Linked DNA regions of Homo sapiens: region 2 is linked to region 1. A link is an interaction called in ENCODE POLR2A ChIA-PET data of the cell type or tissue named here. Cell type or tissue: GM12878. All regions are shown on one strand.

What was found. Peaks named below come from ENCODE experiments on the same cell type or tissue, not always from the same donor. Only the 100,000 strongest peaks of a DNase experiment are listed, where the experiment ranks them.
Region 2: POLR2A ChIA-PET joins it to region 1 with 6 read pairs; 2 of 35 experiments call an interaction of 5 or more read pairs at or near these places.

Annotation. Positions count from the first base shown.
Region 1 is chr11:45,822,624-45,825,123 of GRCh38, forward strand. No RefSeq gene overlaps it. Among named protein-coding and RNA genes, the nearest start is that of SLC35C1, 19 kb to the left of the region's middle. RefSeq lists an enhancer at 1,230-1,319. In GM12878, no CTCF peak of the experiment used is centred here; a DNase peak (open chromatin) is centred at 1,456.
Region 2 is chr11:46,257,857-46,260,356 of GRCh38, forward strand. The region is part of intron 2 of LINC02489 (long intergenic non-protein coding RNA 2489); the gene reads right to left. Among named protein-coding and RNA genes, the nearest start is that of LINC02489, 15 kb to the right of the region's middle. In GM12878, no CTCF peak of the experiment used is centred here; no DNase peak of the experiment used is centred here.

The DNA.
Region 1 (2,500 bases):
AGCGAACTCACTTAACCTCTCTCTGATTTTTTTCCTCCTCTGAAAGAAAGGAAAGTTGTTCTACTTTAAAGGATAACATAGGCCGGGCACGGTGGCTCACACCTGTAATCCAGCACTTTGGGAGGCCGAGGTGGGCGGATCACAAGGTCAAGAGATTGAGACCATCCTGGACAACATGCTGAAACCCCATCTCTACTAAAAATACAAAAATTAGCTGGGCACGGTGGCACATGGCTATAGTCCCAGCTACTCGGGAGACTGAGGCAGGAGAATCCCTTGAACCCGGGAGGCAGAGGTTGCAGTGAGCCGAGATCGCATCACTGCACTCCAGCCTGGCAACAAAACAAGACTTTGTCTCAAAAAAAAAAAGATAACATGGTGGCTTAAGGTGTCAACATATATAAAATTTAATTGCCAGGCCTGACACAATGGCTCACGCCTATAATCCCAACTTTGGGAGACCAAGGTGGGCAGATCACTTGAGGTCAGGAGTTAGACACCAGCCTGGGCAACATGACAAGACCCCATCCCTATAAAAAATACAAAAATTAGCTGTGCCTGGTGGTGCGCGCCTGTAATCCCAGCTACTCAGGAGGCTGAAGCAGGAGAATCACTTGAACCTGGGAGGTGGAGTTTGCAGTGAGCCAAGATCACACCACTGCACTCCAGCCTGGGTGACAGAGCAAGACTCTGTCTCAAAAAAAAAAAAAAATTAGTTGCCAGATGAAAAACTGAGGCCCCAAAGGGTCAAAGGACTCGCCCAGCATGAAGAAGGAATTAATGAAATCAACTATAACCTAATAGTAGTAGTAACAGAAATTTTAAAATTCTCTTAAAGTTGCTGCAAAGTGTGACCCCTTCCCCCTTACACTCAAGTTAAAAGGGAATGTTCACAGCCTGTCTCCTCTCTGTGGACAGTGAACCTTATCTATACTCCCCAACTCCACATTCCTCAAAGTTTATTACAGGCCCAGCGAGTTCCTGCACAGCTGCAGGGTCACAAGACTGGTAAGTTTAGGTTGCAAGACATGTTTCTCTCAAGATGTAAGAAATGTTGTAATGCTGCCTTTGTTTCTTGCTTCTGTAACTCGCTTCCCGCCTCACGTAGTTCCCCCCTTAAGATGTTTAAAAGTAGGAAAAGCCCTTTGTTTGGGGCTCAGACTTTCTGGACATATGTCCGGCTGGGCCGGTGATCACCTTAATAAACTCTCCTGAAACTTCTTTTCCGTCTCTCCAGTCTTTGATTGTCCTGCAACAAGTGCATTGATGACAAAATGGAATGCAGTGCTCAGCCCTCCTGGCCTCCTGCCTGATTCTCTTCGGAGTGCACCACATGGGTGGAAGAGCTGCCCCCACCACATACAGCCCTCACCCACAGTGTGATGGGTAGAACCAGGACCAGATCTACCGGGAGCCCTCCTCCCACACACCGTGGCTTCTATGAAAGGACTAAATTTAGGACCTGAAACCAGCTGAAATGGGGACAGCAGAGCCTGCTGCGCCGCAGCTGCCCATCCAGGTGTGCTGGGAGCGTAGATGGAGTGTGGGTATGGGGAAGGGAGGGGCGATGGCAGGCTGTCACTACACACCCAGTGGGGAATTGATAACATTAGAGCTGGGAACCAGTTTGGAAGTCAGAGCTCAGCCCCCTGCTCTGCTGACAAGACTGAGACTCAGAGGAGCCTCAAGAAGGCTGAGGTCACAGTGCGATGGGGCAGAACCAGGACCAGAGCTACCCAGAGCCCTCCTCCCAGGCCAGTGCCCTTTCCATTGAGTATAATAATACTAATACTTTTTAAAAATTGCTCTGTCAGCCCGGTGCGGTGGCTCATGCCTAGAATCCCAGCACTTTGGGAGGCCGAGGCGGGCAGATCACAAGGTCAGGAGTTTGAGACCAGCCCAGCCAACACAGTGAAACCCCATCTCTACTAAAAATACAAAAAAATTAGCTGGGCATCATGGTGGGTGCCTATAATCCCATCTACTCAGGAGACTGAGGCAGGAGAATCACTTGAACCCAGGAGGTGAAGGTTGCAGTGAACCGAGATCACGCCACTGCACTCCAGCCCAGATAACAGTGTGAGACTACACCGCAAAAAAAAAAAAAAAATTGCTCTGCCACCCAGGCTAGAGTTCAGGGGCACAATCCTAGCTCACTGTAACCTTGAACTCCTGGGCTCAAGCAATCCTCCTGCCTCAGCTTCCTGAGTTGCTGGGACTACAGGTGCCAGCTATTATGCCCAGCTAATTTTTTTTATCTTTTGAAGAGATGAGATCTTGCTATGTTGCTCAGGCTGGTCTCGAACTCCTGGCCTTAAGCAATCCTTCTATCTCAGCTTCCCAAAGTGCTGGGATTACACAGGTGTGAACCACACCAATTATGCCCATAATTTTTAAAATAATAACTAATATTGTGTTGGGTACTCGCCACATGCCAGTTGCTAGTCTAAGAACTTGATATATATTCACATCTGAAACAGGTACTATTAACATCCCATTC
Region 2 (2,500 bases), 440 kb after region 1:
GCAACTGGTATACCCTGCTGCTCCTGTTGCAGGGGAAGTCATAGGACAGGGCAGGGCCTGGTGGGCAGTTCCACTGTAGGTCGGGGAGTCCAGGGGCCTCAGGAAGTAGCGGGGAGTGGGGCAGTAAGAGGAAACTACAGACTCTCAGGACCAAGGGAGTCCCTGGCCCTGGAAAGTCTTGGGGGACTCAATGGGGCCCATTCTTTCTTTATTCGGGTTCAACAAATGCTTTTGAGCCCCTCACAGGGCTGTGGCCTATGTGCCTGGCCGTGGGGAAGTCTCAGAGAAGACGTGGTCCCTTTCATGCTCTTCAGGAGGGCAGCTAATTCTAAATTCTCATTAGAGTTCAACCTGGTGAGTTACCTAAAATACAGAATCCTGGGGACCACATCCAAAAATCTGATGCAGTAGGTGTTGGTGGGCCTAGACTTTCAAATATCCCCAGGTGACCCTGATGAGGGTGATCAGGGACAGACCATTCTAGGGGGAGAAATATCACTCAAAGCCCTTGGAAGAAACCTCCTAAGCCAGGCAAACATGGAATCTCCATTTGCTCAGTAGATAGCTTGAACCTCATTTAAGCCTTAGGCTATTATAGAATAATGGGGACACCAGTCAGGCAGACCTAAACTTAAATCGCAGCTTCATCCTTCGGTAACTGAATGACCTCAGGCACATTAGTACTCTGTAAACCTCAGTCTTCTCATCTGTAAAATGAAGATAATCATAGTGTTTCACATGTGAAATTAAATGTTAAAGAGCATAGCAGAGTGTCTGGCACTCAATAAATGCCAGATAGTATTATTAAATTAATTAAAATTAATTTGTTAATTAAAATTGCCTCTACGTGAGTAATTACAGCAGAAGACTGGACACAAGGTATGTAACACATCTTGTACACTGCCTGACTCATGGTGGTGGGTATTCAATAAATGCTTATTATTATTATTATGAACACTCTCACATACCTTTTAACTCTAGGCCTTATTATCTCTGCATCTGTATCTAACACACAATTTTATCCTCCCCATAGAAATCATGGCCAGGTGCGGTGGCTCACGCCTGCAGTCCCAGCACTTTGAAAGGCAGAGGCAGGTGGATCACTTGAGGTCAGGAGTTCGAGACCAGCCTGGCCAAATGGCAAAACCTCATCTCTATTAAAAATACAAAAATAAGCCGGGCATGGTGGCTCGCACCTGTAGTTCCAGCTACTCGGGAGGCTGAGACAGGAGAATCGCTTGAACCCAGGTGGCAGAGGTTGCAGTAAGCTGTGATGGGGCCACTGCACTCCAGCCTGAGCCACAGTGCTAGACTGTCTCCAAAAAAAAAAAAAGAAAGAAAGAAAGAAAAAGGAAAGAAATTATGGCTGGATGCGGTGTTTTACGCCTGTAATCCTGACACTTTGGGAGGCTGAGGTGGGAGGATCACTTGATCCCAGGGGTTTGTGACCAGCCTGGGTGACATGGCAAAATCTGGTCTCTACAAAAAAATAATTTAAAAATTAGCTGAGCATGGTGGCATGCATCTGTAGTCCCAGCTACTCAGGAGGCTGAGGTAGGAGGATTGCTTGAGCCCAGGAGGTCGAGGCTGCAGTGAATTGTAATCATGCCACTGCACTCCAGCCTTGGCAACAGAGCAAGACCCTGTCTCTAAATAGAGATTAGATAGATAGATAGATAGATAGATAGATAGATAGATAGATAGATAGATATTGTTAATTTGGGGGCTCTGGCCAGGCACGGTAGCTCACGCCTGTAATCCCAGCACTTTTGAAGGCCAAGGCAGGCAGATCACTTGAGGTCAGGAGTTTGAGACCAGCCTGGGCAACATGGTGAGACCCTCCCCCATCTCTACTAAAAATATACAAAAATTAGCCGGGCATGATGGCGCATGCCTGCACTCCCAGCTACTCGGGAGGCTGAGGCAGGAGAATCACTTGAACAAGGAGGCGGAGGTTGCAGTGAGCCGAGATCACGCCACTGCACTCCAGCCTGGGAAATAGAGTGAGATCCAGCTCAAAAAAGAAAGAGGGGGGGCGGCTCCAAAATGTCGGCTTAATGTCTGTTCCTAGTGCCTGCCCCAAAATGAAAGGGATTTTTCTCAGCTCCTTTCAGAAGGATGTGCAGGTGGCAGGGGGGTAAGATGAGGGTGAGTGGGAACCTCAGGTTTATACTTCCAACTCCCTGCTTTTGGGAGAGCCTATACCTGGGCTGAACTCCAAGGGCCAGGAGCTATGGAGGCCTGAGGCTGCTGTGAGGCAAGAGGGAGGATGCAGGGTCACTGTGGATAATGATATTTTCAAGTGCTCATGGACGGCATGGTTGCCATGGTAATGCTGATGGCTCCAAACAAGCTGAGGCCTCTCTTGAGTTGTGAATCAGGTTCAGCTTTATTTATTAAAAAAGAAAACCAATGCCCCGACCTGTGAAGGGCAAAGTGAAGCCGCAGGTGGAGGCCACAGCGTGAATCAGCAGGTGCGTCGGCCGCGAGGCACACAGCC